Linked DNA regions of Homo sapiens: region 2 is linked to region 1. Evidence: chromatin contacts called from ENCODE Hi-C or POLR2A ChIA-PET data. All regions are on one chromosome and are shown on one strand. Each heading gives the region's core, a stretch centred on a gene start or an enhancer-like site at or near the end of the contact. The rest is flanking DNA. Distances are from core to core; before and after follow the strand shown. Region 1 has its middle 30 kb from the start of CHST3. Region 2 has its middle 14 kb from the start of DDIT4-AS1.

Region 1 (7,905 bases), core at 3,749-6,248:
GAGGGAGAGGAAGAACACAAAGAGGCTCCCCCCAGACAGAGGTCAGAGGGTTCAGAGGTTCAGTAGCCTAGAGTACTTCCTTTGCCTCTAATATCTTTAGCCTAGGAGCTCATTTAAAGAAATCAAGGGGTGGAGAGGAAGGAAAATGTCACTGACTTAGCACAAAGTGCCAGGAGCTCTTTCACATCAACTCTGTGAAAAAAGCCATTACTATCTGCTTGAAAAGAAGAGGTAGCAGAGGACCTGTGAGCACACTCATGCTACATGTTTTGGATTAATGAACATATTTGCTTCTTTATTTCAGTGAATATCTTTTGGGCCAGGACTCTGCTTGGGAACACAAGGATGAATGATGTCTTAGTCAGCTATTGCTGCCATGATGCCATGTAACAAACATCCTCCAAATCTTGGTGGTTTACAACACCAAATATTTATTTTCCTCATTCACAGGTCAGTGGGTCTGCAGGCTTCTGTTGCAGACCAGGAGTTGGCTGGCGCTAGGACCAGGCTTTAGGTTGAGTTCAAGTCTACTCATATCTCCACACTCTACTTGGCCCAGTGGCTACCCTGGGATATGTTCTTCTCAAGAGAGATCACAGGAGTATGAATACAGGAGATGGGCCAAACCACACTGGCACAATGAAGACTTCTGCTTATATCATTGGCCAAAGCAAATCCCATACCCAAATCTAAAGTCACTGAGGCAGAGATGTGTATTCTGCCCACTGTGAAGCCATGATATGGCATAGCTGGATAATTAATGATGATAAGTCAGGAAGGGAGTGAAAAATTGAGAGCAATGATCCAGTCTGCTCCAAGTGATGAGGCACAAGCTTTGCTTGTACTCAGAGAGCTTACAGTCTAGTGGGGGGATTCATAAAGCAACAATTACAATGCAATAAGGCAAGTGCAATGAGGAGGCATAGGTGGGTGGCATGGGAGTGTGTGTGTGCACATGAATGCATATATATACATGTGCATGCAGGCAAGTCCCTGCAGCCATCTGGACATCTAGAAAGACTTTCTAGAGAAGGAGATGCCTAAGGTATAAGTGCAAAAGGGTAAAATAAGGACAAGCTCTTAGTTGAAATGGAGAGAAGTGGGTAGGGGAGGGAGGAAGGGCATTACAGGCCTTGAAGACTGTGTGAGCCAAGGCAGGAGGCCAGGAGCAGGGTGGTATGTGCAGGGAAAATGAGAAGCAGTTTTCTGTCACTGGAACATGCAGGGGGAGGGAGTAGGCATGAGGAGAAGAGAGGCAGAGGTTGGCAGGACCCAGCCACGGGGGGCTTTCTAATGCTCTGGACGTCTTCCTTTATCCCCCTGATCTCTTCTCATGTCCTACTCCATTTCTGTTGCTCGTAGCATAATACCTGAAACTGGATAATTCGTAAAGAAAAGAAATTTATTTTTTACGGTTATGGAGGCTGAGAAGTCCAAGGTGAGGGGCTGCATTTGGTGAGGGCCTTTTTGCTAGCAGAGACTCCCTTCAGTCTTGAGGTGGTGCAGGGCATCACACAGCAAAGAGGCTGAGTGTGCTGGCTCAGATCTCTTTTCTTCTTATAAAGCCACCATCCCACATCCATGATAACTCATTAGTCCATTCATCCATTAATCCATTAATGGGCGGAGACCTCATGACCCAATCACCTCTTAAAGGCCTCTCAGTACTGTCACTTTGGGGATTAAATTTAAACATGAGTTTTGGAGAGGACAAACATTCAACCATAGCACCGTAATTGCTCCACTTTGCTCCACGTCCTGGGTAGCTGACCTGTGTGGGCTGTCTCCAGAGCCTATCTTATTCTGGGAAGATGAAAGATAGCAGAATGTAGTTTTTGCCTTTCTCCATATTCCCCCTGTGATGGACTCAATTGTGCCCCCCACCTCCAATTCATATGTTGAAGCCTTAACTCCCAGAGAGACTATATTTGGAGAAAAGGCCTACTGCTATGGTTTTGAATATATGTGTGTCTCCAAAATTTATGTTGGAATTTAACCCCCAAAATAATGATATGGGCCAGACGCGGTGGCTCACATCTGTAATCCAGCACTTTGGGAGGCCAAGGTGGTGGATGGTTTGAGGTCAGGAGTTCAAGACCAGCCTGGCCAATATGGTGAAATCCTGTCTCTACTAAAAATACAAAAATTAGCTGGGCGTGGTGGTGCTCCTGTAGTTTCAGCTACTCAGGAGGCTGAGGCATGAGAATGGCTTGAACCTGGGGGGTGGAGTTTGCAGAGAGCCGAGATGGCACCATTGCACTCCAGCCTGGGCCACAGAGCAAGACTCTGTCTCAAACAAACAAACAAACCAAAAAAAAAAAAAAAACAAAAACCCAAAACAAAGGAATGATATGAAGAGGTCTGGCCTTTGGGAGGTGATTAGGCCAAGAGGGCTCCACCCTCATAAATAAGATTAACACCCTTATAAAAGAGGCTTCAGAAAGCTTCCTGGCCCTTCCATCTGCTCCACCATGTGAGGACACAGCAAGAGGCACCATCTTGAAAGCATACACCGGGCCTACACCAGACACCAGATTTACTGGTGCCTCAATCTTGGACTACTCAACCTTTAGAACTGTGAGAAAAAAAATTGCTATTCTTTATAAATTACTTAGTCTCACCCACAGAATGGGAGAAAATCTTTGCAAACTATGCATCCGGCAAAGGACTAGTGTCCAGAATCTATAAGGAACTCAAACAAATTAGCAAGAAAAAAAAACAAATATTCCCATCAAAAAGTGGGCTAAGGACATGTATAGATAATCCTCAAAAGAAGATATACAAATGGCCAACAAACATAGGAAAAAATGCTCAACATCACTAATTATCAGGAAAATGCAAATCAAAACCACAATGTGACAATATCACCTTACTCCTGCAAGAACAGCCATAATTTTTAAAATAAGAAAATAATTGATGTCGGTGTGGATGTGGTGAAAAGGGAACACTTTTACACTGCTGGTGGGAATGTAAACTAGTACAACCACTATGGAAAACAGTGTGAAGATTCCTTAAAGAACTAAAAGTAGATCTACCATTTGATCCAGGAATCCCACTACTGGGTATCTACCCAGAGGAAAAGAAGTCATATGAAAAAGATGCTTGCACATGCATGTTTATATTGTATATTATGATAGCAGCACAATTTGAAATTACAAAAATATGGCACCAGGGCCATGTGCAGTGGCTCATGCCTGTAATCCCAGCACTTTGGCATTGGTGAGGGGATTGCTTGAGCTCAGGGGTTTGAGACTAGCCTGGGCAACATAGCAAGACCTCATCTCTACTAAACAAACAAACAAACAAAAAAAAAAAAAAAAGAAAAGAAAGAACGAAAAAGATGGATCAATTCAAGCTACATAAAAATCAAAACTTCTGCTTGGTCACGAACAACAATAATAACAAAAATATGAAACCAGCCCAAATGCCCATCAATCAATAAGTGGATAAAGAAAATGTGGTATATATATGTTGAAATATATATATATACACACACACACACACATATACACACACACACACATATATATATACACACACGTATAACTCAGCCATGAAAAAGAATGAAATAATGGCATTTGCAAAAACCTGGATAGAGTTGGAGACTATTATTCTAACTGAAGTAACTCAGGTATGGAAAACCAAACATCATATATTCTCACTCATAAGTGGGAGCTAAGCTATGAGGACGCAAAGGCATAAGAATGATACAATGGACTTTGAAAACTTGGCGGGTGGTGGGGAAGGATGGAAGTGGGGTGAGAGATAAAAGACTACACATTGGGCCATCCTGGCTAACATGGTGAAGCCCCATCTCTACTAAAAATACAAAAGAAATTAGCTGGTCGTGGTGGCACATGCCTGTGATCCTAGCTACTCGGGAGGCTGAGGCAGAAGAATGGCTTGAACCTGGGAGGTGGAGCTTGCAGTGAGCTGAGATTGTGCCCCTGTACTCCAGCCTGGGCGACAGAGCGAGACTCTGTCTCAGGAAGAAACAACAACAACAAAAAACGCTACACATTGGGTACAGTGTACACTGCTTGGGTAATGGGTGCACCAAAATCTCAGAAATCACCACTAAAGAACTTATCTGGGGCTGGGCACAGAGGCTCACACCTGTAATCCCAGCACTTTGGGAGGCCGAGGGGGGTGGATCACGAGGTCAAGAGATCGAGACCATCCTGGCCAACGTGGTGAAACCCCATCTCTACTAAAAATACAAAAATTAGTTGGGCGTGGTGGCATGCACCTGTAGTCCCAGCTATTCAGGAGGCTGAGGCATGAGAATTGCTTGAACCTAGGAGGCAGAGGTTGCAGTGAGTGGAGATCGCTGCACTGCACTCCCGCCAGGCAACAGAGCGAGACTCTGTCTCAAAAAAAAAAAAAAAAAAAAAGGACTTATCCATGCAACCAAACACCACCTGTTCCCCAAAAACCTATTGAAATAAAAATAAATTAATAAAAAAAACTAGTCTTAGCTGTTTTTTTTTCTTTTTCTTTTTCTCATTGCCAGTGGAGGGAAATAGTCTTGGGTGTTTTTGTTCTTGTTTTTTTCTTACAGCAGCACAAATGAAACAAGATAGACCTTTATGGAGATTTAAAGGTCTAAATTACAATTAACTGAGGCCATAAGGGTGGGGCCCTAATCCAATAGGACTGGTGTCCTCATAAGAAGAAGACACAGCATACACCAGATATCTTCCTTTCTCTGCACCTGCACAGAGGAAAGTCTATGTGAGAACACAGCAAGAAGGTGGCTGTCTATAAGCTGGAAGAGAGGCCTCACCAGGAACCAAACTAATGGCACCTGATGTTGGACTTCCAGCCTCCAGAAAATAAGTTGCCATTGTGTAAGTCTGTTATGGCAGACCTAGTAGAATAATACACCCCAAATGAAAACAAAAGTAGGATTTTAAAAACCCCAGATCTACAGATCATATCCACAACAAAACTAGGTGACGGGTTAAACCCACAAGCTTAAGGTGCAGGTGGGTGGGGAAAAACCACAGCAGTTACAAAGGCTTCTTGCACCAAACAGTCAAGTTGTGAAGGCAAAGGAAAATTTCTTGAAGGAAATCAAAAGAGCTGCTCCAGTGAACACACAAATGATAAGAAAGCACAACAGTCTTGCTGATATGGAGAAAGTTTCTGAGTGGTATAGACAGAAGATCAAGCCAGCCATAACATTCCCTTAAGCCAAAGCCTAATGCAGAGCAAGGCCCCAACTATCTTCAATTCTATGAAGGCTGAGAGAGACGAGGAAGCTGCAGAAAAGTTGGAAGCTGGCAGAAGTGGGTTCATGGGGTTTAAGGAAATATGTCATATACATAACATAAAACCTGCAGAAAGTTATTCAGAAGATCCAGCTAAGGTCATTGATGAAGGTGGCTACACTAAACAACAGGTGTTTTAATGGAGACGACACAGCCTTACGTGGGAAGAAGAGGCCATCTAGGACTTTCACAGCTAGAGAGGAGAAGTCAGTGCCTGGCTTCAAAGCTTCAAGCGACAGGCTGACTCTCTTGTTAGGGGCAGCAGGTGACTTTAAGTTGTTAGGGGAAGCTGGTGACTTTAAGTTAAAGCCAATGCTCATTGACCATTCCAAAAGTCCTAGAGCCCTTAAAAATTATGCTAAATCAGCTGGGTGCGGTGGCTCACGCCTGTAATCCCAGCACTTTGAGAAGCTGAGGCGGTTGGATCACCTGAGGTCAGGAGTTCAAAACCAGCCTGGCCAACATGGTGAAACCCCATCTCTACTAAAAATACAAAAATTAGCCAGGTGCGGTGGTGGGCGCCTGTAATCCCAGCTACTTGGGAGGCTAAGGCAGGAGAATTGCTTGAACCTGGGAGGCGGAGGTTACAGTGAGCCGAGATTGCACCATTGCACTCCAGCCTGGGCGACAGAGTGAGACTCTGCCTCAAAAAAAAAAAAAAAAAAAAAAAAAAAAAACTAAATCTAGACTATATCAGATTATTATTGAAGTGGGGAAAAAAAAAGAATTATGCTAGGTTCACTCTGCCTGTGCTCTATAAAAAAAAAACTTGCACAACAGCTTATCTGTTCATTGAATATTTTCAGCCAACTGTTGAGACCTACTGCTCAGAAAAAATATTTTTTTTCAAAATATCACTGCTTACTGACAATGCATCTAGTCACCCATGGGCTCTGATGGAGATGTACAAGGAGATGAATGTTGTTTCCATGCCTGCAAACACAACATCCATTCTGTGGCCCATGGATCAAGGAGTAATTTCAACTTTCAAGCCTTCTTCTCCTTAAGTAATGCATTTCATAAGGCTATAGCTGCCACAGATAGTGATTCCTCTGATGGATCTGGGCAAAGTAAATTGAAAATTTTCTGGAAAGGAGTCACCATTCTAGATGCCATTAAGGCTGTTCAGGATTCATGGGAGGAGGTGAAAATATCAACATGAAGAGGAGTTTGGAAGAAATGGACCCCAACCCTCATAGATGACTGAGGGGGTTCAAGACTTCAGGAGGGAAAAAAACTTGCAGATCTGGTGGAAATAGCAAGAGAGCTAGAATTAGAAGCGGAGCCTGAAGACAGGATTGAATTGCAGCAATCTCATGAAGCTTGGACGGATGCGGAGCTGCTTCTATGGATAAATCAACTTAAGTGGTTTCTTAAGGTGGCATCTACTCCCAGGGAAGATGCTGTGAACATTGTTGAAATGACAACAAAGGATTCAGAATATTCCATAAACTCTGTTGATAAAGCAGCAGGAGGGTTAGAGAGGATTGACTCCAATTTTTAAAGAAATTCTACTGTGCGTAAAATGCTATCAAATAGCATCACATGCTACAGAGAAATCTTTCCTGAGCTGAAGAGTCAATTACTATGGCAAACTTTACGGTTATCTTATTTTAAGAAATTGCCACAGCCTCCCCAGCCTTCAGCAACCACCACCCTGATCAGTCAGCAGCCATCAATATCAAGGCAAGACCCTCCATCAATAAAAACATATGACTCACTGAAGACTCAGGTGATTGTAAACATTTTTTAACGTAAAGTTTTGTGGGATTTCTTTTTGAGACAGAGTCTTGCTCTGTTGCCCAGGCTGGAGTGGAGTGGAGTGATCATGGCTCACTGCAGACTTGACTTTCTGGGGCTTAAGTGATCCTCCCACCTCAACTTCCCAAGTGGCTGGGACTACAGGTGTGTGCCACTCCCCCCAGCTAATTTTTTCTACAGGGTCTCACTATGTTGCCTAGGCTGGTCTTGAATTCCTCGGCTCAAGCCATTCACCTGCCTGGGTCTCACAAAGTGTTGGGATTACAGGCATGAGCCACCATGTCTAGCCAGTTTTGTGGGTTTTTTAGAGACAGTCTTGCTCTGTCACCCAGGCCAGAGTGCAGTGGCATGATCATAGCTCCCTGTAACTTCAAACTCCCAAGCTCAAGGGAACCTTCCACCTCAGCCTCCTGAGTAGCTGGGACTACAAGCATGCACTACCACATATGGATAATTTTTTTTTCTGTAGTAGAGTCAGGGTCTTGCAATGTTGCCCGGGCTAGTCTCAAACTCCTGACCTCAAGTGATCCTTCTGCATCAGCCTCCCAAAGTGTTGGGAGTACAGGTGTGTGCCACTACCCAGCCTCATTTTACTTTATAAAGTAGCATCAGAAAAGGATCAAATGTGACTGGATGCAGTAGCACATACCTGTTGCCCCAGCTATTGGGAGGCTGAAGCAGGAGGATCATTTGAGCCTGGAAGGTCAAGGCTACAGCGTGCTATAATTGCACACCTGCACTCCAGCCTGGGCATAGCAAGACCCCGTCACTTAAAAAAAGAAAAAGGAAAAAAAGAAAGAGGTTGAATCTCATGTAAAATTATAAGAAAAAAGAGAATAAGTAGCAGAACAGAATTCCTACAAAGCAAGCA
Region 2 (7,905 bases), core at 2,056-4,555, 330 kb before region 1:
AACACTTGCACAGGCCTGGCACGGTGGCTCACGCCTGTAATCCCAGCACTTTGGGAGGCCAAGGCAGGCGGATCATGAGGTCAGGAGTTTGAGACCAGCCTGGCCAAAATAGTAAAACCCCATCTCTACTAAAAATAGAAAAAGTTAGCCGTGCGTGCTGGCGGGCGCCGGTAATCCCAGCTACTCGGGAGGCTGAGGCAGGAGAATCGCTTGAACCCGGGAGGTAGAGGTTGCAGTGAGCCTAGATCGCGCCACTAGACTCCAGCCTGGGCAACAGTGTGAAATTCCGTCTCAAAAAAACCAAAACAAACAAAAAAACACACTTCCATATTTTTTAGGGCTTTCATAACTTTTTTTTTTTTTAATTTTGAGATGGAGTCTTGTGTTGCCCAGGCTGGACACGATCGTGGCTCACTGCAACCTGTCTCCTGGATTTAAGCGATTCTCCTGCCTCCGCCTCCTAAGTAGCTGGGATTACAGGTGCCCGCCACCATGCCTGGCTAATATTTGTATTTTTAGTAAAGACAGGGTTTCACCATGTTGGCCAGGCTGGTCTTGAACTCCTGACCTCAGGCGATCTGCTCACCTCGGCCTCCCAAAGTGCTGGGATTACAGGTGTGAGGCACTGCACCCAGCCTTATAACTTTTTGTCTTTTTCCACATGTTCTAAAGGATTTTCATAACTTTGTTAATAAAAATAACAACTGGAGGCTGGGCATGGTGGCTCATGCCTGTAATCTCAGCACTTTGGGAGGCCAAGGTGGGCAGATCACTTGAGTCAAGGAGGTCAAGACCAGCCTGGCCAACATGGTGAAATCCCATCTCTACTAAAGAGACAAAAAGTTAGCTGGACATGGTAGAGTGTATCTGTATTCCCAGCTTCTTGGGAGGCTGAGGTGGGAAAATCACTTGAGCCCAGGGGGCTGAGGTTACAGTGAGCTGAGATTGTGCCACTGCACTCCAGCCTGGGTCAAAAAGCAAGACTCTGTCTCAAAAAAAAAAAAAAAAAAAAAAAAGACTTAGGCTGGGCAGTGGCTCACACCTGTAATTCCAGCACATGATTTGGGAAGCTGAGGCGAGTGGATCACTTGAGGCCAGGAGTTTGAGACCAGCATGGCCAACATAGTGAAACCCTGTCTCTACTAAAAATACAAAATTTACCCAGGTTTGGTGGCATGCACCTGTAATCCCAGCTACCTGGGAGGCTGAGGCAGGAGAATCACTTGAACCCGGGAAGCGGAGGTTGCGGTGAGCCAAGATCGTTCCACTGCACTCCAGCCTGGGTGATAGAGTGAGACGCTATCTCAAACAAAAACGAAACAAACCAACAAAACAAAAATAAAGGCCTGGTATGGTGGCTCACACCTGTAATCCCAGCATAATACTGGCCTGGTACACTGGCTCACACCTGTAATCCCAGCATTTGGGAGGTGGAGATGGGAGGATTGCTTGAATCCAGGAGTTCAAACCAGCCTGGGGCAAGTTGTGAGAACCCCATCTCTACTAAAAATTAAAAAACAACAACTAATATATGTGTGTAGAGTTTGTAGGCAGGACAGACCTCATCAATGTCACTGCACAGGTGAGAAAACTGAGATTCAGATAGGTGCAGTGAGTCACATAGTGTCAGCAAGGCTGGAGCCAGGACTCTACATCTAGGCTCATTTCCTGATCCCAGGCAACCCATACTCTTAGTTGTAAACTAAAAGGGACTGTAAATGCTGGAAAGCGGGGGGTCAATGTTGTAGGGTGGGGTGTAGAACAGTTGGAGTGATCTTCTGTTATCGCTAAGAATATGTTGACCCAAGAGACTTTCTCTAGGTCAGCCCTTGTTTTATCTGATCAGGTTCTTCCTCCCCCTGCAGAATTCAGCAGCACCTAGCAGTGCTGACTCAAATGGCAAGTCCGACTGACACTCGAGGGGTTTCCCTTTAGCTGCCACCCTCAATCCCAGAAGTGACAGTGATTCTGTTACCATATCCCCCTCTGGGATCCTCCCCCTGGGAGCTCTGGGGTCCCATAGGAAGGCCACTCTGGGAATTGCTGCCTGTGAAGAGGGGCCCTTCCCCACCCCAGTTGTCCCGTACGTAATCCACAAAGGGCCAGACGCTGACATAGGCACCCAGGAGCCACTGCTGAATTTTTTATACTTAAAAGTAGCCGCACAGAAACACAAAAACTTTCAGACTCTGCTCCGGGAACTGGTGCACGCAAGAGCTTAACTGATTTCGCCGCGGTCTGCGGTGGCTTGTCTGGGGCCAGCGGGATGGGGGAAGGGAAGACCCCCCACTCAGCTCGCTCTCGCCTCCCTCCACAGCGGAGGTGCGACCTCAAGGGAGCGCTGCCGCCGAGGTGACAGATGCAGAGCAGCTGACTGGGGGAAGGGTCCAATCTCCGTCGACCCCCTACTAGGGGAAGCGGGGGACGTGACTTGGAGAACGTGCGACTGAGGAACGGGAGGGGGATGGAGGGAGAGGGGGAACGGGGAGGAGGGCGGGGCTGGCCCTGGCCCCGCCCACCCTCGGGAGGAAGGAGGCTCCTCCCACTGCCCGGGAGGAGGGCAGCCAGGCCACAGAGATGCTGAGCTCAGCATTTGGGGCCCCGGCGGCTGGGTGGGGGCAGGGCGCAGGGTTGGCGCCTTTCTGGTGAGAGCCCTAGAGAGGAGAGAGGGGGAGGGAGGGAGAGGCCGAGGAGGCCCTCACACCCCTGAGGCTGTAACTCTTCTCCAACCGGGTGGGTCGTGCTAACAAAGCGGTCTCTGTTGGGGAGGGGAAGGCTTCCTGGGTGTGCGCAAACCCTAAGGGATGGGGGAAAGAATGTCTGTGACTCACTACCCTAAACCCTGACTTAGCCCCGAGAACTCACGTCAGAGAGGCCAAGCCTTTGTGCCCTCTGACCCCAGGATTGATTTGGTGGAGGGAGCGCAGGGCTGCCCCTGTAGGGCTGCAGTCCCTACTGCCCTGGCTACCCCAGCTAGTGCAGGAAGGAGTTGTATTTAAGGCAACCTTGAAAAGTGCAGGGGGCATCAGCTTGGGAAGGGAAGCAAGGAAAACCTTTCTACCCACTTGGCACAAAGGGCTACCCAGGCCAGGCGGGTGGGTGGCTATTTTTGAGCTGACCTACATACCTATTTGCCTCTTTATCTTTTTATTATCACACATGGTTATTATGGGAACTTTTCTTCAGCACTTAGTGCAGCTGATGCGTTCGATGAGGGCTGCACAATAAGGTGTGTTGCCTCCCTCGCCAGGAAGTTTTTAAGAGTGTCTGGGCCAGGAAAGAAGGTCATCAGTAGGCCTGCAGCAGCTTCCCCAAGCTCTTGCCACATGGAACAGGATCCTGACCCTGACACCCCCATCCAGAGCTGGTCGCCCTGGAGGCAGATGATGACATTCAGATTTGACAACAGGATCACTGGGTTTTGCTGGGGCCTGAAGCCCCTCAGCCTCTGAGCCTTGTTGCTTGCAGAGGCTGACTCCATAGTCCTACAGCCCCACACTATGGCTTTCCTGCATAGATGGAGCAAGGGATGCTCATCTGCATTTGAGTTGTGGGCAGAACTGGTTTGGGATTTACTGCTCTGATTTTTCTTAAGTAGAAGCAAGGAGAGCCTGGAACTTTCTGTTTATTTTACCTCTGTTCAGCCTCACTAGGACCTCCCTCTCCAAACCTTTTAATAGCTCCCCATTGCCTTTAGAGCCAGTCTGGCTGCTTAGTTCAGCCTCGCAAGCCTCGGGGGCAGGCTCTAGATTCATTTCCCACCCACAGCCCAGAAGGGGAAAAACACATATGGTTCTAATTATATCTGAAACGCTCTTAAATTTTCCATAAAGTACAGTATGCATGGCTTTGTGTATACAACTTTGCATAGTAATATGTATGTAGATATGCAAAATATATACAGCCACATAAGGTGGATCATAAAGAGAACATCAACAAAGGATAAGCATATAATTTACAGTATTTTAATCATGCTAAAGACAGACACATAGACCTGGAAGTGAGACTGGCAGAGGTCACAGCAGATTTTTCTCTTCTCTCATCTGGTGCTCCCACTGGGATAGGAAATCTTTGGCCCTGAGAAAAACGGATGCCTGTACTCCTTAACATGCTCTTTTAAAAAAAAAAAAAAAATTAATTTATTTTTTTGAGGCAGGGTCTTGCTCTGTCCCCCAAGCTGGAGTGCAGTAGTGTGATCTCAGCTCACTGCAACCTCTACCTCCTGGGTTCAAGTGATTCTCCTGTCCCAGCCTCCAAAGTAGCTGGGATTACAGGTGTGTGCCACCCACCTGGCTAATTTTTGTATTTTTAGTAGAGATGGGTTTCACCATGTTGGCCAGGCTGGTCTCAAACTCCTGGCCTCAAGTGATCTGTCTGCCTCAGTCTGCCAAAGTGCTGGGATTGCAGGCATGAGCCACCGTGCCCAGCCATAATTTACCTTTTCCAGATTCCCTGTGCCCGGTGAGATGCCATTTCTGTGGGGTCCCAAGTGGCTTCCCTTCCAGCTTGCTCCTACCTTCACACCAATTACTCTTCTTCAATGCACTTCCCACCTTATAGCTACAGCTCACACTCCCAGCTTGTGTTAAGCTCCAGGTCCTTTGAGAAGCCCTCCTTGAACAGGTTTGGGAACCCTCTTGTTCCCCTGCTGGAGAATTCAGGGTAGCGAGTCCAGGCCAGGCCTGGTGCCTTGGAAGCCTGTGCTCAATCACACAGCTGTGCATGAGTATGAGTTGCTCCCTTCTCCTTCAATAGCTTTTTTTTAGATGGAATCAAACTTTGTCGCCTAGGCTGGAGTGCAGTGGTGCAATCTTGACTTACTGCAGCATCCGCCTCCTGGGTTCAAGTGATTCTTGGTCCTCAACCTCCTGAGTAGCTGGGATTACAGGCACCCGCCACCATGCCCAGCTAATTTTTGTATTTTTAGTAGAGATGGGGTTTCACCATGTTGGCCAGGCTGGTTTCGAACTCCTGACCTCAGGTCATTTGCCCACCTTGGCTTCCCAAAGTGCTGGGATTACAGGCGTGAGCCACCGTGCCCAGCCCAGTAGCTAATATTGAAAGGATCCTATCCTGGGTCTGATGCTCCATCAGATTGTAAACTCTTTCAGAGGTCATATATTTCAAATCTTTTTTTTTTTTTTTTTTTTTTTTTAGACGGAGTTTCGCTCTTGATGCTGAGGTTGAAGTGCAGTGGCTGGATCTCGGCTCACTGCAAACTCCACCTCCTGGGTTCAAACGATTCTCCTGCCTCAGCCTCCGGAGTAGCTGGGATTACAGGCACACACCACCACGCCCAGCTAATTTTTTTGTATTTTTAGTAGAGATAGGGTTTCACCATGCTGGCCAGGCTGGTCTTGAACTCCTGATGTCAGATGATCTGCCTGCCTCAGCCTCCCAAAGTGCTGGGATTACAGGTGTGAGCCACCAAGCCTGGCACATATTTTAAATCTTAAAACAAAAAAAAAATTGTTTTTATTTTTAAAATGTTTGGTAGAGACAGGGTCTCACTATGCTGACCAGGCTGGTCTTGAACTCCTGGTCTCAAGCAATCCTCTTGCCTTGGCCTCCCAATATATGTATTGTAAGTCTTTTTTTTTTTTTTTTTTTGAGATGGAGTCTCACTCTATCACCGAGGCTTGAGTGTAGTGGCACAATCTTGACTCACCGCAACTTCCACCTCCCGGGTTCAAGTGATTCTCCTGTCTCAGCATCCCGAGTAGCTGGAATTACAGGCACGTGCCACCATGCCCATCTAATTTTTGTATTTTTAGTAGAGACAGGGGTTTCACCATGTTGGCCAAGCTGGTCTCAAGCTCCTGGTCCCTAATAATCCAACTACCTCAGCCTCCCAAAGTGCTGGGATTACAGTCATGAGCCACCGCACCCAGCTGTCTTATATAAATCTTTAAATACCCTCTGCCACCACCACTATAATTCCCCCCAACACACCCACACACACCCCTGTCCCAGTGTTGGGATATATACAGTATATACTCAACAAGTGTTTGACCCAGAATTGAATGGAACTGGAGCCCACATGTGACTCAAGGTCAGTGTGGAATCAGCAAGAAATCTCCCTGACCCCTCCCAGGCGGTGGGGAACTCTACTCCCTCTGAACTCAGCCAGCACTTATTATTGTCACAGAAAGTTAAAACTGAAAGGGGGATTCCCCTTCTTGTACATTTGAGGAGAATAAAGGGGAAGTGTCCAGAATCTGGTTCCAGTGTGGGAACCAGATCCCACAGTCTGCTGGTATCTCTCCACTGCAGCTTGTTACCTCTTCAGAGGGGGCTTCCCCGGTTGCCTGCAATCCCTTCTTCTCTCCTGCTGTTTCCTTTCAAACCACTAATTCCCTTTGTAATCATTCATTCATCTATCTCTGTGGATGTCCAATGCCTGACTTTCCCAATACACTGCAAGCTCTAAGAGGCCAGGGTTTGTATCTATTTTGTCCTGGATCTCCTGGTGCCCTGCACAAAAAGCCCAGCCCACAGAGTTTCCAATAATAATATATGAAAAAAAAAAAAAAGAATGAGGCCAGGCGTGGTGGCTCACACCTGTAATCCCAGCACTTTGGGAGGCAGAGGTGGGTGAATCACCTGAGGTCAGGAGTTCAAGACCAGCCTGGCCAACATGGCAAAACCCTGTCTCTACTAAAAAAATACAAAAATTATCTGGGCGTGGTGGTGCACACCTGTAATCCCAGTTACTTGGGAGGCTGAGGCAGGAGAATCGCTTCAACCTGGGAGGCAGAGGTTGCGGTGAGCCAAGATCGTTCCACTGCACTCCAGCCTGGGTGAGAGAGTGAGACTGTGTCTCAAAAAAAAAAAAAAAAAAAAAAGAATGAGTATCCGTATGGCCTGCGAACCTCCATACATTTCCCCAGGGCAGTGCTGAGACTGGCTCAGAAAGTGCTGAGTTGACGTGTCTGGAGAGTTCCTTGCCAGGAGCTCCAAGGCAACACCTGGTCTTGAGCAGCTTAAGGTATATGGGGGCAATAGACACCTAGTGAATAACCCTACCACCAGGAAGAGGTTTATACTGGGGATGACAAATCAGATTGGGGATTGGAATCTAGCAGTGGTGTGGAGGGCAGATTGGAGGTTGGAGACCTAAGGCAGGGAAACAATTAGGTCATGATTGCAAAAACTGAAAACCACCTAAGTGTCTCTGGTAGGAAAACAGTTAAATAAATTACAGTACATCCCAATCATGGGAAATTATGTGGGTGTTAAAAAGAGGGAGGTAGATTTTGGAAAGATGTCCAAGATCTGCTGTGAGGTGACAGGAACAGGTTGCAGAACAATTTGTACAGTATAATCCCAGGCTGAGGGGAGACAAAAGAGGACACTCCTCTGCAGATACACACTTTTAAACATGCTGAGAAAACATCTAGAAGGATGCTGGAGAAGCTGTTGAAGAGGGATAAAAAAGTTTTTTCTTTTTCTTTTTTTTCTTTTTTTTAAGACAGAGAGAGTCTCACTCTGTTGCCCAGGTTGGAGTGCAGTGGCGTGATCTCGGCTCACTGCAACCTCTGCCTCCTGGGTTCAAGCGATTCACCTGCCTCAGTCTCCCAAGTAGCTGGAATTACAGGCTTGTGCCACCACACCCGGCTAATTTTTGTATTTTTAGTAGAGATGGGGTTTTGCCATGTTGGCTAGGCTAGTCTCGAACCCCTGACCTCAGGTGATCTGCCCACCTCAGCCTCCCCAAGTGCTAGGATTATGGGCGTGAGACACCGTGCCCAGCCTACTTTTTCTTTCTACACCTTTTACACTGGTAGATTTTTACCATGAGCTTATATTCTTTTCACAAGAATTTTTTTTTTGCTATGGCAGGATTGGGGGTGATGGGTAAGGAGGTGGGGTGGGGGCTGGACAACTGAGACCCAGTGAGCAGTG

Evidence for each region. Hi-C counts contacts between places; a loop is a spot of excess contacts on that map. ChIA-PET counts read pairs that join two places held with the same protein, here RNA polymerase II (POLR2A). Pooled maps may share reads with other maps.
Region 2: a pooled map shows a loop between it and region 1 (2.7-fold over the local background). The contact joins two enhancer-like sites. A Hi-C loop is called at or near these places in 4 of 50 pooled maps. POLR2A ChIA-PET finds 5 or more read pairs at or near these places in 2 of 52 experiments (Panc1 and activated CD4-positive, alpha-beta T cell).

Annotation. Positions count from the first base shown.
Region 1 is chr10:71,930,909-71,938,813 of GRCh38, reverse strand. No RefSeq gene overlaps it. Among named protein-coding and RNA genes, the nearest start is that of CHST3, 30 kb to the left of the region's middle. RefSeq lists a silencer at 378-534. Within about 2 kb of position 4,998, at least 2 of the 41 ENCODE cell types and tissues checked have a DNase peak (open chromatin) inside an H3K27ac peak, as active enhancers do.
Region 2 is chr10:72,255,556-72,263,460 of GRCh38, reverse strand. No RefSeq gene overlaps it. Among named protein-coding and RNA genes, the nearest start is that of DDIT4-AS1, 14 kb to the left of the region's middle. RefSeq lists enhancers at 1,989-2,098, 2,119-2,258, 2,553-3,196, 3,309-3,378, 3,409-3,628 and a silencer at 2,429-2,638. Within about 2 kb of position 3,305, at least 38 of the 41 ENCODE cell types and tissues checked have a DNase peak (open chromatin) inside an H3K27ac peak, as active enhancers do.